Linked DNA regions of Homo sapiens: region 2 is linked to region 1. Evidence: read pairs that join two places in POLR2A ChIA-PET (ENCODE). Cell type or tissue: A673. All regions are shown on one strand. Links, peaks and the distances in the headings refer to the core of each region. The heading gives the core; the rest is flanking DNA. Region 1 overlaps LOC124907984 (a long non-coding RNA gene). Region 2 holds the start of CRYBA2 (crystallin beta A2).

Region 1 (8,833 bases), core at 615-8,614:
CATATCTAGCATCCAGATCTTAGTTTCTAAACACCTTTCTTTCCTAACAGGAACCAGGGCTCCTTAGAGAAATGGTTGGTTCTAGGCCTGAAGGAAGGAAAAATACAAGATAAACCTAGAATACTTTACTGTGCCAGAGAATGAAGAAATGCTGAAAGAATAATATCTATTCTGTCAAAGAGACATAGAAACTAGCTTGAAGGAGCTCCCATTGGCCAAATCTGGGACAATTTGAGCATTGAAATAAGGATAGTAACAGATTATAACACATTAAATAAAATGGGAATCCACGAATCCATTTGATAAAAATAAATAATTCAAAATTTTATGAGTAATTTTACTTAGTTTCAAAGCATCTTGCCAAGGGAAAAAGTGTGACTTTACAGTGGAGAAGCTAGCAGATACCATACCATCTTCATCAAGTGATCAAGGTTAAAATCACCAATGAAGAGACATTAACAGCTAAGCGCAATGTGGGATCCTGGATTGGTTCAAGGAACTGAAAAATAACATTAGTGGGACAATTGGTGAAATTTGAATAGATGTGTAGACTGTTTAGCAGTAATATTTCAAAGTCAGTTTCTTGTTTTGATCATTAATTACATTGTGGTTGGCAGGAAAAAGTCCTTGCAATGCACTGAATGTTTATGTTCCCCCGGCCCCCAAATTCATTTGTTGAAATCCTAACCCCCAAGATGATGATATTAGAAAGTGGGGCCTTTGGGAGGTGAGTAAGGTTACAATGGAAAGATAGCTGTCTGTGAGGAATTGGGCCCTTAGCAGACAAGAAAGCTGCCAGGACCTTGATCTTGGACTTCCCAGCCTCCAGAATTTTGAGAAACAAATTTCTGTTATTTATAAGCCACCCAATTTATGCTAGTTTGTTATAGCAGCTTGAATGAGCTAAGACATTCTTTGTGGTAGGAAATGCATTCTAAAATATTCATGAATAATGAGGCATCATGTTGACAACTTATCCTCAAACAGGTTAAGCAAAAATGTTCTTTATACTGTTTAAAAAAAAAAGGAAAGATATAATTATTCTGGACTTGGGAGAATGTTTATCTGATGTGCTGGTGCATGAAGCAGGGAGGGCTGCATTACTTCCTGGAGGAATGAAGTCTTACCCAGAATGATGCTTTTACTGTAATCTGTGCAGGCTCTAACTGTGAATTCCTTGAGGGTAGGGCCTGTGTTATTTAAAGGTGAAAGAATAGGCTTTGTGGGGCCTGAAGGTTATACATTCAGGAGGGCTCTTCTTAAGAAAGAGATTATAAAATTACGAGTATAATATTAGGCAGTAAAATGATTATTTATTTAGGACAAGAAAAGAAATCATGTCAAATTATAACTTCTATAAAGCTCACAAATATTGCAAACACCACAAAATCCATAAAAAAAAAAACCCTCTTTGATTGGTTAACTGCTTAGCCTATCCCTCTATAATACTTTTTGGGTTTTCATTTTTTTTGAGACAGGATCTTGCTCTTTGGCCCAGCCTGGAGTGCAGTGGTGGGATAACAGATCACTCCAGCCTCGACTTTCTGGGCTAATGCAATCCTCCTATCTGAGCCTCCTGAGAAGCTAGGACTGCAGGTGTGCACCACCATACCTGGATAATTTTTTAATTTTTTTGTAGAGATAGGGCCTCACTATGTTGCTCAGGCTGGACTTCAACTCCTGGGCTCATATGATCCTCCTGCCTTGGCCTCCCAAAGTATTGAAATTACAGGTATGAGCCACTGTACCTGATCTGTAACACTTTTTTTTAAACACATTTCTTGGCTTCATACTCTGTGATTACATCTTCATATGATATCAATTTGATAATATCCGCATCTTAAACTAAAAATACAATTCAGTCTTTCCTCTAGCATGGGCGATCAAAATTTGTTTTAAAAAATTATTATTCATAGCTTTAAAAAATTTGCTTTGGTTTCAAAAACTCATTGATAATGTTACATAAATGTTTAAGATTGTTATCTAGTTTGGGAAACTGCTACCAAGTTTCTTCCATATATGAGCTGTATGACTTAAAGACATAACCGACTATATTCCTGACAAGTAAGAAGTTCCATTTTTTTGTATGAGAACTGAATTCTCCATGTACAATTTTACACACCCAATAATTAAAGGAGCCTTCCACAGATAAGTGTCTGGCGCCACACATTTCAAACCTTGTTTGCCTTCCTTACTCAGACACTTCTGGTGCTGGGCATTGTAGGACATACCCATTTTGCAACACAACCTCTTATCCTACTTTGCTTCATGATGCTGGGTCAGGTGGCAAAGCGAGTAGGCACTGGTCATATCCCTAGAAGACACTCTCATACCAGTATATCAAGCAATAATTAACTACACATAGGAACATTTGCAGAATATACAACTAGAGCTCACTATATAGATTGAATCGTGGCCTCCCAAAAAGATACATTTGTGTCCTAACCTGTAGAACCTGCAAATGTGACCCAACTTGGTAAAAGATTTTTGTAGATTTAATTATCTTGAGATAATGATCATCCTGGATTTAGAGTGGGCTCTAAATCTAGTGACAGTTGTCTTTAAAAATCTTCTTTTAATAAAAAATAATTTTTTTTAGAGACAGGCAAGAGAGCCACAGAAGAGAAAGTGATGTGAAGACAGAAGCAGGGATTGGAGTGATCCATCTACAAGCCAAGAAATACCAATGGTTGCTGCCAGCCACCAGGATCTAGGAGAGTGGCATGGAACAGATTTTCCCTTAGAGCTTCCAGAAAGAACTAACCCTGTCAACACTGTGATTCTGGACAGTGAGAGAGAAATTTCTATTGTTTTAAGCCATCAAGTTTGTGGTAATTTGTTATGGCAACCGTAGGAAACATCACCCAGTAAATCCAAATTAAATATTATCCCAATTTTTGCTTGATACCAGAAATGGCTGTAGTGTTTCAACACCCTCTAGCATAAGAGAATTGTAACAGGGGAAGCTGGTGTGGAAACAGACAGCAGTCTGAACCAGTTTGGACAAAAATACTGGTCTTGCAAATTTTAGAAAAAGCACACAACCTCTGAACACATGACTAGGGCCCCTTCCAGGAACTTAGAAGGGGCCCGGCCGAGGGAGAGTCCCTGAAGCTTATGTTTAATACATTTTACAGAAGAGCTGCCTCGGTGTAGGAAGCAGTGTAGTGTTGCGAAGACAAGCTCTGGAGCCAGACACCCTGGGTTCAAATCCCAATTTCGCAACTGTCTAGCTGTTGACTTGAGAGAAGTTACTTAGCCTTTCTGCGCCCCAATTTCTTCCTTCGTAAAATATAAATGGCAGTAGCACTATCTGCCTCATAGGGTTGTTTACCTGGTGAAGTAACATGATACACATAAGGCACATTGTATATCTCTATCTCTATCTATCTATCTATCTATCTATCTATCTATCTATCTATCTATCTATCTACGTATCTATCTATCTATGTCACACACAAAGAACAGTATATGCCCCATGGTATGCACTCAAGATAACTTAACCACTTTATTATTTATTCAACAAGTGTCTGTTGTTCTCTTCTTTGTGTCCACATGTATTCAGTGTTTATCTCCCACTTATAAGTGAGAATATGTGGCATTTAGCTCTCTATTTCTGTGTATATTCACTTAGGATAATGCTTCCAGCTCCATCCATGTTGCTGCAAAGTACATGATCCCATTCTTTTTATGGCTGCATAGTATTCCATGGTGTATATGTACCACATTTTCTTTATCCAGCCCACTGTTGATGGGCATTTAGGTTGATTCCATGTCTTTGATATTGTGAATAGTGCTGCAATGAACATATGCATTTATGTGTCTTTATAGCAGAACAACTTATATCCTTTGGGTATATGACCAGTAATGAAATTGCTGGTTACAATGGTAGCTCTGTTTTAAGTTCTTTGAGAAATCTCCAAATTGCTTTTCACAGTGGCTGAATTAGTTTACATTCTCACCAGTGTATAAATATTTCCTTTTCTCCACAACATCATTAGCATCTGTTATTTTTTGACTTTTTTTTTTTTTTTTTTTTGAGATAGGGTCTCACTGTCACCCAGGCTGGAGTCCAATGGCATGATTGCAGCTCACTGCAACCTCTGCCTCCCAGGTTCAAGTGATCCTCCCACCTCAGCCTCCCAAGTAGCTGGGACCACAGGTGCATGCTACCACACCTAGCTAAGTTTAAAAAAATTTTGTTTTGTAGAGATGGGGTCTCACTGTGTTGCCTAGTCTGGTCTTGAACTCCTCCCACCTCAACCACCAAAGTGCTGGTATTACAGGCATGAGCCACTGTACCCAGTGACTTTTTAATAGCCATTCTGATGGATGTGAGATGGTATTTCATTATTATTTTGATTTGCATTTCTCTAGTGATTAATGATGTTGAACATTTTTTCATATGGTTTTTCCACATATATGTCTTCTTTTAAGAAGCGTCTGTTCATGTCCTTTGCCCATTTTTAATTGGGTTGTTTGTTTTTGCTTATTGATTTAAGCTCCTTATAGATTCTGGATATTATACTTTTGTGGATGTATAGTTGGCAAATATTTCTCCCATTCTCTAGGTTATCTGTTTACTCTGTTGATAGTTTCTTTTGCTGTACAGAAGCTCTTTAGTTTAATTAGTTCCCATTTATCAATTTTTGATGTTGTTACAATTGTTTTTGGTGTCTTCTCATAAAATCTTTTCCGGGGCCTATGTCCAGAATGTATTTCCTATGTTTTCTTCTAGAGTTTTTATAGTTTTAGGTTTTACATTTAAGTCTTTAATCCATCTTGAGTTGATGTTTGTATATAGTGAAAGGAAGGGATCCAGTTTCAATCATGGCTAGCCAGTTATCCCAGCAACTAGGGAGTACTTTCCCCATTGCTTTTGTTGACTTTGTTGAAGATAGACAATTATAGGTGTGTGGCTTTATTTCTGGGTTCTTAAGCCTGTTCCATTGGTCTGTGTGTCTGTTTTTGTTACCATGCTATTTTGGTTACTGTAACCTTATGGTATAGTTAGAAGCCAGGTAGTATGATGCCTTCAGCTTTGTTCTTTTTGCTTAGGATTGTGTTGGCTATTTGGTCTCTTTTTGGTTCCATATGAATTTTAGAATATTTTTTTTTCTAATTCTGTGAAAATGTGCTTGGTAGTTTGATAGGAATAGCATTGAATCTGCAAATTGCTTTGGGCAGTATGAGCATTTTAACACTATTGATTCTTCCAGTCCATGAGCATGGAATATTTTTCCATTTGTTTGTGTCATCTCTGATTTCTTTCAGCTGTGTTTTGTAACTCTTGTTGGACAGATTTTTTACCTCCTTGGTTAGCTGTATTAATAGGTATTTTTTGTGGTTATTGTGAATAGGATTGCATTCATGATTTGGCTCTCAGCTTGACTGTTGTTGGTGTATAGAAATGCTACTGATTTTTGTACATTGACTTTGTATACTGAAACTTTGCTGAAGATGTTTATAGATCTAGGAGCTTTTGGGCAGAGACTATGGGGTTTTCTAGGTATAAAATCATCTGCAAAGAGAGATAGCTTGACTTCCTCTCCTCCTATTTGGATGCCTTTTTTCCCTTTCTCTTGACTGATTACTCTGGCTAGGACTTCCAGTACTATGTTGAATAGGATGAAATGTATTTAAAAGAGCAAGTTGGATAGAGGAATAGATATGTGATAAAGCAAATATAGTAAAAGGTTGATTATAGACTTGAGGTGGCAAATAGATGTGTTTTCACTGTACAAATCTCTCAATTTTTCTGTATATTTGAAAGTTTTCATAATTAAATGTTGGTAAAACAAATAGCCACACAAATGAACACTGTGTCCACTAAAAAATGTTTTAGGCCACGTACAGTGGCTCACAACTATAATTCCAGCACTTTGGGAGGCTAAGGTGGGAGGATTGCTTGAGCCCAGAAGTTTGAGACCAGCCTGGGCAACATAGTGAGACCCTGTGTCTACAAAAAAATTTAAAAAATTCACTGGATGTGGTGATGCGCCCCTGTAGTCCCAGTTACTCAGGAGGCTAAAGAGGGAGGATTGTTTGAGCTCAGGAGGTGAGGTTGCAGTGAGCCATGATTGTGTCACTGTACTCCAGCCTGGGCAACAGAGCAAGACACTGTCTCAAAAAAAAATGTTTTAGTAGACTATTCCAACAGAAAGATTTATATAAACTGAAAAAAGTAGGGCTCAAAACAGTAATTACAGTTTACACTGCTTTATTTATGTGCAGGTGGAAGAATGTACACTGGGAACAGCACATGCAAAAGTCCTGGGCAGAAGCTGGTCTGGAGGATTTGAGGAACTGCAAGGAAGCAGCGATGACTAGAGAGGCATGAGGGAAAAAAAAGGCAGTAAATGAGGTCATGAAGATGATGGAAGGGGGCAAGGTCGGATTAGCTGGTTTGGTTCTCTATTTCTGCATGAGAAACTATCTCAAGTTTTGTGGCTTAAAACAACCACCTTTTTGTATCTCACAATTGGTGGATCAGGAATTTGGACAAAATTCAACTGGGCATTTTTTTCTGCTCTACTAGCATCAAATAAGGTCACTCTGATGTTCACTGGCAGATGGGTTGGTCTGTAGGATTCCACGTGGTTTCACTCTCATGTTTGGTGCCTGGGGGAGATAGCTGGAAGGCTGGGTTCAGCTAGGCCCCTCTTCCTCTCCATGTAGTCTCAGGGCCTCTCCATGTGGTCTCTATTAGAATAGCTGGATTTCTTACATGGTGTCTGAAGGTTCCAAGAGCAAGTGTTTCAAGAGACAGGAAATAGAAAATGCCAGTCTTCTAAGGCCTGGACACAGAAACAGACACAGTGGCACTTCTGCCATATTTCTAGTAGAGACGGGGTTTCACCACGTTGGCCAGGCTGGTCTCGAACTCCTGACCTCAGGGATCCACCTGCCTTGGCCTCCCAAAATGCTGGAATTACAGACATGAGCTACCGCGACTGGCCACTTCTGCCATATTTCATTGGTCAAAGAAGTCATGGAAAGGGAGATAGCAATATACCTTTCAATGGGAAGAGTGTCAAATAATTTGTGACTATCTTTAATCTACCAATAGGCCCTTGTAGGTCATAGTAAAGACTTGGGATTTTCCTCTACCAGAGATGGGAGCCGTTGGAGGGTGTTAAACAGAAGAGTGACATGATCTGGCTTTCATTTTAACAGGACCACTCTATCTACCATTTTGAGAAAGCACTGCAGGTAGGGAAGAAGTAGGAAGAACCGTTAGGGGGCTATTGCAATAAACCAAGCAAGAGATAGTGGTGGCTTGGGCCAGGGTGGAGGCAAAGGAGGTAGTGAGCAGTGGTTGAATTCTGGATATATTTTGCAGGCAGAACCATCCAGATTTGCTGATGCATTAAATATGGGCGTGAAATAAAAAGAGGAGTCAAAGATAACTCCAAAACATTCATCTGAGATTTAGTAAACTAGAATTACTGTTAACGGAGATGGGAGCAGCAGCAGGAGCAAGTGGGGAGGGAGTATCAGGAGTTGGTTTTGGCCATGTTGAAATGCCTATAATACATCCAAGTGGAGATCTCAAGTAGGTCTGGTGTTTAAAAGAGAGATCCAGGTTGGAGACGTAAATTTGAATGTCATCAACATATGGGTGAATTTCACCTAGAAAGAGGATACAGAGAGAAGAGCTCCAAGGACTGAGCCTGGAGCCTCCGACTCCATCTTTTCCTCTTGCCAATCCCCCTTGGTGTCTCTGGTCACAAAAAAGTTGATATTTCAGATGTTGCTTCCAGGCCACTGCTCTTCCAGTCTTTTGTGAAAGCCTAAACTAAGATCATGCTGGGGAAGTGAAAGCTGCAGAGGTTTTTGGGAAGAGAGAGGCAGGAGCTGCGACAGGTGAGGGGTGATATCACCAAGCCTAGGAGGGGCCAGAGGCTGGCTTGCTAATGAGCATCAGGAGAGTGGCTCTAAATTAGCTGGGCATGGTGGTGTATGCCTGTGGTCCCAGCTGCACAGGAGGCTGAGGTGGGAGGATCACTTGAGTCCAGGAGGTTGAGGCTGTAGTGAGCCATTATCACACCACTGCATTCCAGCCTCAGCAAGACTGTCTCAAAAAAGAAAAAAGAGAGAGAGAGAGAGTGAGTGTGGCTCTTATCTAGGAAGAAGGCTACACAAAGAGTCACCCAGACCAGACTTGGCCCCTTGGGGTTCCCAGCCTTAGTAAACAGTTCTGTACTGATTAGATAAATAGACAAGTCTAAGAGAAAAGAGCTCAGAAATAGACCACACAAATGTGGAAAATGTATTCATGAGAGAGGTGGCACTGAAAATCAGTGGGAAAAAGGGCTAATCCATAAATGGTGCTGGGAAAAGAGGCTTTCCATTGTTTAAGAAGAAAAAAAATCCCTAATTCACACCCAAATAAAAACACATAGCTTCAATAAACAAATGTAAGCCTTAAAACTTTTAAAAACCTTTTAAAGTTCTAGGTTTAGGAGAATATTGATTTCAAATGAGGGAAGGACTTCTAAAATTAGATATGCAAACCTTAAAGGAAAAGATACATAACACATAAAAAACTTCCACTCATCAAAAGACACTCTTTTTTTTTTTTTTTTTTTTTGGAGACAGAATTTCACTCTTGTTGCCCAGGCTGGAGTATAATGGCGTGATCTCAGCTTACGGCAACCTCTGCCTCCCAGGTTCAAGCAATTCTTCTGCCTCAGCCTCCTGAGTAGCTGGGATTACAGGCATGTGCCACCATGCCCAGCTAATTTTGTATTTTAGTAAAGACGGGGTTTCTCCATGTTGGTCAGGCTGGTCTCGAACTCCCAACCTCAGGTGATCTGCCCGTCTTGGCCTC
Region 2 (8,833 bases), core at 600-8,599, 52 kb after region 1:
TCCTGCGAATGGAGGAAATGGGACAACGCAGGAGGCTCAGGCTTCCCTTACTGGGCAGGGAACTGGGTGAAGATAAAGGTTGAAAATGCTCTGGGGTTACAGAGGAAGCCCAGAACTTCAGTGCATGGTAAGGAAGTTCTGCCCTGCATGATGGTACCTGGGCCAGGAGATGTGTGGAAGCTGCAATCCAGCTATGAGCCCTGTTGTTGGGGTGTGTCCACCCCACCCACAAGGTGGCAAAGGTGCCATCTGAGCTAGCAGTACCCTGGGCCCATAGTGGTGGACCTTACCAAGGAGAGGTTTGGGACTGGTGCCATTTAACAGAATTACTAAGGTTTTTTTGTTGTTGTTGTTTTTGTTTGTTTGTTTGTTTCGGAGTCTTGCTCTGTCGCCAGGCTGGAGTGCACTGGCACGATCTTGGCTCACTGCAGCCTCCACCTCCCAAGTTCAAGCAATTCTCCTGCCTCAGCCTCCCAAGTAGCTGGGATTACAGGTGTGCACCACCACACCCAGCTAATCTTTGTATTTTTAGTAGAGACGGGGTTTCACCATGTTGACCAGGATGGTTTCAATCTCTTGACCTTGTGAGCCACGTGTCTCAGCCTCCCAAAGTGCTGGGATTGCAGGAATGAGCCACTGCGCCCAGCCAGAATTGCTAAGATTCTTACCAGCACTTTGCTGTCAGACCCACCAGAGCCTACCCACACACAACCTCAGCCAGCTTACACTTCGTAGCCAAGGATGCTGGAGCCTGTGGGGAGGGTCAGCTTGGCAGGGAGGGACCTTCAGAAAGATGAGGATGGAGATCACAAAGCAAGACACCAAGGAGGCAAGAGGGGCAGGAAGATTCAGGAACCTTTATTGAGTGTCCTCAGGGAAGGTGTCTGGGGCCGTGGAGCCTAGTGCTGGACTCTCCGGATGGACTGCAGCTGCCCAGTGTGGGCCTGTGTGCCGAGCTCACCGTAAGTACAGAACTCTCCGCTGTGCCGGTCCCGCTCCAACACATACTGGTAGCCTCGGTAGCCTGGGTACTGGTAGGCCACCCACCTAGGCCAGTGAGGGTACAGAGGCAGGGAGTAAGCTCTGCCCCCACCCCCACCCTATGTTCTCCACCAGCAGCCCCCCTTTTGTAGCTCCCAACCCCCAGTTCCAAAATCATTGCTTCAACTTTCCCTCCGTGGCTCTCTCCCTCCCCTGCCCACTGCTTCCAGTCTTTCTGTCACCGTTCTCATCCAGTCTTCTATACCCACCCCTTATTTCCTCCACCCCCTCATGTTCTCCAGCCCTTCATCTGTGCCCATATTGCCCGCTGCCCCCCATTCTCCTAGGACCTCCTCATTTCCTCCCTTCCAGTCTGACTCCATCATCTCCCTCCCCTTGCCTCCAAGTCCCCAATATCTCTCTTAGCGCCCTCCCCACATCACTTTTCTCCACCCTCTTCCTTGGTCCCCATTGCCTCCCTGCTCTTCTGTCTCCCTGGTTCCAGTTCCAGGACTCACGCTCCGGAGCTGACTTTGAGGGAACCCACATCCTTGCTGGCCCAGCCCATGGAGGGCAGGGATGGGTAGTCATCAACGAGGTCAAACTTGCAGCCTTGGAAGTTGTCCCCCTCAAACAGTGTCACACGGCTGTCATTGTGGTTCTGAGGCACAGCAAGATCAGGACAGAAAGATCAGGGCTTCCAAAGGGTTAACGGATACATCCTCTGCCTCACTTCCCCCACCCACTGCACCTCACAAGCTGTGAAGCTGTCTAGGACCCACAGGCACTCCCAGAGCTCACCCCATCAGCTCCCTGGCAGTCTGGGAAATGGATCGCTCAGAGGTTCCCCCGAACCTGGCCCCTCCCATGACTTTGAGATAAGGAGGTGATTGGGGGATAGGATTTCCAGAGACCCTTTCAGGTCAGGACTAGAGAGCATCTTGTGACATGGGCCCATTTTGCAGGAGCAAAATCAGAGGTCCTTAGAGAAATCTGTCCCATTCACCAAGACAGTTCCCTGAGGTCCTCATTGACTAACTACCCAAGCCCTTGCCCAGCCCCTTCGCACAGCCTCTCACAGATTAGTGCCCAGCTAAGAGGTACTGGGTGGCAGAATCAGAATAGACATGTCAGGGCATCAATACTGATTGCATCTTGGCTCCGGCCTTCCCACTGCAGGGTTCTTCAGCCTCTTGGAACAGAAGAATTGGGCTGGCCTGGGCTGGGTCCTCTGCTCTCCACTTCCCAGCCCTACTAGTAACCAGGTCGGCACAAATGGAAAATGAGGTCCTCTCTTTCGGTGTATTTGATTCATTAACAACACCCTCACACACACAATAACACACACACAAACACACTGAGACTGACTCTTTTCAGTGACCCTGGGCAAGCCACTTTGTCCCTTTGAGCCCCATTTCCACACCTGTGTATGGGGCTAACAGCAGTCAACCCGACCTCACATGGCTGTGTGACGACAGAGGCACTCACTCACACGTGTGGACGATGGAATGTGGGGGAACCCTGGGCACTCAGGACTGGGATGGCCTCAGCGCTGTCCGTGGTGATGATTTCTGGGCTCCGGGCCTACGCCCACAATCCCAACTTTCTTGGAGACACCCTTCTGATTCTGAGAAATAATGCTACTACCACCCATCTCGGAGTTTGTTTACACACACCCCATGCAGGGCTTGAACAGCCTTTCTAGGTGCCATGGTGAGGCCAGGGCCTGGAGCTAGGAGGCAGGGGAGGAGAAGTGGGCTGTGCTCACCGCGCAGAGCACTGGCCGGAAGGACAGCAGCTGGTTGCTGTTGTGGCTGCTGCTGCCACTCCAGGCGCTCCAGCGAGGATAGTCTCCCTTCTCCAGAATGAACTGCTGTCCCTGGAAGTCGGGGTACTCAAAGGCCACCCAACTGGAAAAGGAGAAGAGCTGGGAGGTATCTGCCCCAGCCGCACCCTCTCTGCCCTCCCCCTTGCCGGCCATGATTGAAAAGACTGAGAAGCACAATGTTTTTCTCCAACCCCAAACCCTTCCCCTGACACCCCCATTGTATGGCAATCCAGCCCCTCTCGGAACTAAAGGTCCAAAACCTGCTGCTTTCTGGGGTTTGAGGCGCCCAGGCTTCCCCCTCAAGGACCCCAGGTTGGGAAAGAGTTTTCCTGGTTATGAAGATCTCCCGACCCAGTGCTCCTGCCTCAAGGGTTTAGGCCTTTGCATGGGGACACATTGGAGGACCCCTCCCGAATATCACAGCAGAAACTGGGACCTCAGCTGGGGCAGGGGTAGGGGGCGGCAGGGTGGGAAAAGCTGGGCTCTGGGAGACCAGGGTGGGGCCAGGGAAAGGGATTGGGTTTCTTTTGTTAAGCCAAGTGCAGAGCCTTCTAATTTTGCACAGAGAAAAACTCTGGGAAGGGTGTAAGTACACTAGAAACCCCTTCACGGTGGGGTCCCATAGGGACCCTCAAGGGGTCGCTTCTCGCCTGTGTCTCTTTAGCTAGCACAAAAATACACAGTTTCCCATGATTTATCTTGCGATGGGTGGGGAATTTTGGGGAGGCTATGGGGTTTCCCATGTTGGCAGGTCTCTCCAGGGCTCACAGGACAGGGGGCTGAGGCTCTGAGCCTAGGCCGGTGGAACCCAGCGCCCCTCAACCCAGCCCAGCCGCGGCCAGGCAATCACTCACACGCCGTTTTCCACCTTGACCGAGCGCACCCTGGGCAGGCCTCCGCGCTCGCAGACGTTCGCACAGTCGCTTAGCAGCCGACAGCGACGGCCCTGGAAGTCCTCCTCGTCCCAGAGCGTGAGGCTGGCGGGCGCCGGGCCCGGCGCGGGGGCGCTGCTCATGCCGCTGCGGACAGGAAGGGTGGCACCACGCGCTCAGCGTCTCAAGAGCCCCGTTTCGAGCCACACACAGCCTGCCCAACCTGGGTAGCGGATGAAGAACCCGGGGGCTGGACCCGGCCTAGCTCTGGACCCGGCTGCCAGGGGCTCGCAGTCTTCCCGCGCTCCCCTCCCTTCCCCACCCCAGCAGAGGGCATTCACCGGGTGGGTGAGCGCGGCACGCGAGGGAAATGGACCGGCTGCGAGGCTGCGCGCGGCCGGGCGGGCCGAGCTTTATACCTGGGCCTTGTCCCCCTGTCCGCACCCTTTCCCTCGGGGGTGGGGTCGCTGAGTCAGCAGGCAGGCTGCGGTCGGCTCTGGTCTCCGCTGGGGAGCCGAGGCCTCTCCCGCAGCCGCCGCTGTGGCCCCAGCCCGCGGGAAAGACAACAGAAAGTGCTGAGGCGCGCACCCCGCGCCCGCCGCAGCCCAGGCTGACTCCGCGCTTTCTTTCTTTCCAGCCTGAGCCAGGCAGGGCACGCCAGGCCTCGGGGCAGAACGCGCCCTCCCTGTCCCGGCCCTCGGGGACGAAGGGACCTGGCCTCCCCTGGGCCTCGGGCTAAGACCGCGCTGCTGACTCGCTGAGCGGAAGTTCTTCCCAGAGTCTAATCGCCAGCCTTCCTCGGCCCTAGTCCAGGCCTCTCTTTTGGGCGATGCTAAGGCGGAGGTAGAGAGGGCTCTGCCCAAAGGATTCGCTTCATGTGCTCAGTCCTCTTTTTCCTGGGGGATCGGTCCATCGCGGCCCTTTTCCTCCCAAGCGTGCGTTCCCAGATCCTGCGCCGCGCCCCCGGGGTGTCCTCGGGCCCGGGAAGGAGAGGAGGCGGTGGTCAGGACTCGCCACGCGGCGGCGCCGGGCGCTGGAAACGACCGCCCGAGGGCCGCGCGGTTTACTCAGTGTTTAGGCATAATAGCCACCTAGGGAGTGGCTCGCCGCGGGAGGTAGGAAGAATGTTGGGCTTTAGCTCGGCTCAACCGGTGCCGCTGCGGGTCTCCCACAAAGCTCCAGGCTCTAAGGGTTCCAGCCTCGACGTCTGCCTGAGAGTTAGCAGCTGAGGATGAAGCGCTTAGTTCAGGCCGAGTTCTCTGCTCAGGCTTTCGGGTGCGTGAACTCCATCAATTCTAACACTGACCTGCTAGGAAGATACTGTTATTGTCCTGCATTTCGCAGATGAAGAAGTGGAGGCCCAGAGGGCTTTGGAATGTGGTGCAGGGGTCACAGCTAAGAAATCTCCCAGGGCCGGGCGCAGTGGTTCACACCTGTGATCCCAGCACTTTGGGAGGCCCAGGTGGGAGGATCTCTTGAACCCAGGAATTTGAGACCAGCCTGGGCGACATGGTGAAACCCCGTCTCTGCAAAAACAAACAAAAATTAGCCGGGCGTGTTGGCATGCGCCTGTAGTCCCAGCTACCTGGGAGCCTGAGATGGGAGAATTGCTTGAGCCCAGGAGGTGGAGGTTGCAGTGAGCCGAAATCAAGCCACTGCACTCCAGTCTGGGCGACAGAGTGAGCTGGGAAAAGGCGGCGGTGGGGGTGGGGGTGGGGGGTGTAGAGAAAAGGGGAGGTAGAGGGGGAAGAGGAAAAGGTTGGGAGCTCCAAAAAGGTTGGGAGTCCCAAGGGGTAGCTCCAGGTAGGAAATTTCCTCACCACTTGCAGTGGAATTTTCTAACCACAGCAAATGAGACACAAAGGCTTCTTGCAAAATTGTAGGTTTTCCTTAATGGTGGTGGGTGCGGGTGGGGATATTCCAGCAGAGGTGAGAGGGGCGAGTGAGAAGGGAGCTAATATTTTGTTGCTTCCATGAGTCACATGCTTCCCTTATGGGTCCTCACAACAGTCCAGCGAGTTAGGTTTGTGTGTACGGTTATGGAAGCGGAGGGTCAAAGAGGTGCAGGGCCTTGTCCAAACTCACATGGCTAGCCAGTTTCAGAGCAAGAATCGAGCTCAGACCTTTGGAAGCCAAAGCCTGTGCTCCGCCGCTGTCCATTGAAGCTCCCGTGCCAAAAAGTGCTCACAGGCCAGCTGCGGACACCCCAGCTCCCAGAAGCCTTGCCACACCAGCCTGCCTTCTAAGCCTTCTTCCCAGTGTTCCATACTCAGCCCATCTCAGAGCCTTTGCATTTGTTGTTCCAGCTACCTGGAGTGTCTTGGTCACAAGATCGTGGCATGGCTGGCTCCTGTGTCACCTCCTCAGTGATGCTGTTCTAGGCACCCTTCCATCCATCACATCAGCCTTTTTCTTTCTAGCATTTATCACGCTGTAAAGTTATCTTTTTCATCTTGTGTTTATGGGTGTAGCAGCATCTCCCTTACCAGAGTGTAAGCTCCATTTGAAGGGGCAGGGACTGTGTTTTGTTCTCAGTTGTTATCCTCAAACCTAGCACAGTGCTGGATGCATAGTAGGCACTCAATAAAACTTCTTGAACGAGTGAACGAACAAGGTGGTCAGGCGTGGGCCAAATGTCCACGGGAAAAGGGGTGTAGAGAAAATTCTCCAATGGAAGTTGGCGGGGGGGTCTTGGCAGCTTGCTCTCCCACCTCTGAAGTTCTGGGTTGCTGAGAGCAGGAGCTGGGGGCAGACAGAGGATCCCTTGGGCTCTCTTTTCCCTGGTGAGGAGTTACTGTTGGAGCTCGCAGTGTGTGTGAAGATGGGTGCCAACAGTACAGGGCCCTAGAACTGGGCATGGCGGTAGAGTCCGAGTGAGGAGGATATGGGTCAGAGATGGGACAACCTCAGGCAGGTTTGACTGGGGGTGAGGTCAGAACAGTGTCCTGATTCCCTACCTAGCGGGGGTTTGAACAAACACAAACCTCAAGGAGGGAATACAAACCACAGAGTGGGGCACGAGCCAGTTCTGGACCCTTGGTGTCCCAGTCTTTGCCTTCAGTGTCACCAGCCCGGGCAGGGGTGAGGGGTGAAGAATCAGATCTCGCCTTCCCTCCTTCCCCCATCTCTATCCGACAATTCTGGATTCGGCCACCAGAGGGCAGGAGCAGGCCGCGCTGGCCCGAAAGCTGGCGCGGAGGGCGGGGTGGAAGGGGAGGTCCAGGTCGGGAGGGGCCGCGGGCGCGGGTGGCTAGTGCGTCAGGCTGTGCGTCTGCGCTGTCCCTGACGCGGACGCCAAGTGTTGGTCAGAGGGTGTGGGGGTGTCTGTCGGAGACTGGACACTGTGCACCGAGCGGGGCTGGGGGCTGGACGTACTCTCGAGGGTCGGGCTCCACGCGTGGGTCCCACGGCGGCATTCTGCAGGAGTGGTGCGTCGCGCCTTTTCCAGGGTTAGGGGAGGAGGAAAAGCGGGGAGGCCGTCCAGCCGAGGTCCAGGTTAGAATTAGGAGTCCCGCTTGGAGTTGGGGAGTGGACCCCGTGTGTGAGAAGGGCCCCTACTCCTCCTCCAGTGTGAAACTCTGGTCTTGGCGGCAGCCAGCCTCTCCCCTTCTCTACCTTGTCCCTCCCCGTGGAAATGGTATGGAGGTACCCCCCCCACCCCCTCACCCATGACTTCTAGTTCTAGTAACTGCGACCAGCTCTCTCAGAAATGGGCATACCCACCACCGCCACCCATAGTCACTGGCCCAGAAGACCTCTAAACATCTCAGGGTTCCCCTAACGCCCTCAGGCCCCTCCTGACTTTAGGCCTCACAGTTATCGCCAAAGAGAAGAACCACTGAGGGGAAGGGGCTTCGAGGCAGCCCTGCCTACTGTGCCAGGAGAGGACTCTGGGATCGATAACCCCCCTTGGGTACCACGGACCCCCTACTGGTCTCCTCCTTTCCCTACCAGGCTGGTCCAGCTCTGCTCCTCTCCCCAGCTGCCATGCCGCCCACCCCCCCCACCCCTAGCAGCTGTTCCTGTTTGTTTTCCCAGATCAGTTGCGCCCAGAGCTTCCTGAAGGATGGGTGCCCAGGTGGCTTTGTTTGCCAGCTCAGCACAGTCACCCCTACCCCCTCCACATCCACAGCCTGGCCTTGGGGCATGGAGCGGGGAATTAGGTAGACAAAAACCAGAAACCCCAGTGGACACTTCACAGAGCCCTCAAAATCTCACAGAGATCTTATCACCCTCAGGGCCCCCACCCTGACCTCATTCAGTTCTCCATCTCACACTGGGACCTTTGAGTCCCACAAGGAAATCCTCAGGACCTCACCCCATCCCTAGCCACCATCTCCTGCCCTCTGATTTCACCGAAACCCCCATCCCATACAGACCCATAAGATCCCACAGAGAATCCTTTGAGCCTAAGTCCCCTCCATGAGGCCCTCACATCCCACCCGGACTCCCATCCCATGTGGGGACACATAGATCCCGCAAGGAAGCCCTCAAACCCACTCCTAAGCTCCTGCCCAATCTCCGTCCTAGGCAAAGGCCCTGAGAATCCCAAAGAAGTGGCACCTCTCTCACCTAGAGCCCCACCCCAGGAACAGCCTGACTGCTCAGTACTGCTGGGCAGCGGAGAGGGGCTGGTGGCCAATGTCCCCTCCTCGAGCGGGTCGCCTCCCAGCCCTCCCCCCTCGTTTTACTGGGAAATCATCCAGGGGTTGGGTACTGAAGATGCAAATTCAGGGAAGGGTGCCTTCCCTCACCCTGCCACCATCACCAGCCCCTCCTTTCCACCCCTGCTTCTCTGGCCCCCGCCCCCACCCCCAGTCTGGAGCCCAGAATCAGCAGATGAGCACCTTCCCTGGGGCTGTGCAGGACTGGTCTCCTGGGAGACAGAGATAACGGGGTACAGAGACCAGCCCAGTTTGGGCCAGTTAGGAGTCCCACCCACACAGACCCATTGTTCTATCCCACTAGAAACAGAGCCCCTCTCCTCTGCCCCTCAGTGGGGTTAGAGAACTGGCCACCATCCAGGAGCTGGCAGGCAGCTTTCACCATCACTCACACACCCAGACACAAAGCCACAGGGGTGACATAGGGTGACAGGGAGAGGGCACACACAGACACGTTCAGTCAGATGGAGACAGAATCATCCACAGTT

What was found. Peaks named below come from ENCODE experiments on the same cell type or tissue, not always from the same donor. Only the 100,000 strongest peaks of a DNase experiment are listed, where the experiment ranks them.
Region 2: POLR2A ChIA-PET joins it to region 1 with 18 read pairs; 5 of 35 experiments call an interaction of 5 or more read pairs at or near these places.

Annotation. Positions count from the first base shown.
Region 1 is chr2:218,937,063-218,945,895 of GRCh38, forward strand. LOC124907984 (a long non-coding RNA gene) reads left to right here. Exons shown (of 2, transcript XR_007088091.1): 2 at 2,600-2,910. Among named protein-coding and RNA genes, the nearest start is that of LINC01494, 11 kb to the left of the region's middle. In A673, for the core only: no CTCF peak of the experiment used is centred there; no DNase peak of the experiment used is centred there; H3K27me3 peaks cover 948 bases.
Region 2 is chr2:218,989,353-218,998,185 of GRCh38, forward strand. CRYBA2 (crystallin beta A2) reads right to left here and starts at 4,070. Exons shown (of 4, transcript NM_057093.2): 1 at 3,664-4,070; 2 at 2,750-2,891; 3 at 1,500-1,642; 4 at 838-1,047. The coding sequence starts at 3,824. The coding sequence ends at 900. RefSeq lists a silencer at 6,750-6,929. In A673, for the core only: CTCF peaks have their summits at 4,690 and 6,837 (motif pointing right); DNase peaks (open chromatin) are centred at 4,749 and 6,859; H3K4me3 peaks cover 696 bases; H3K27me3 peaks cover 4,903 bases.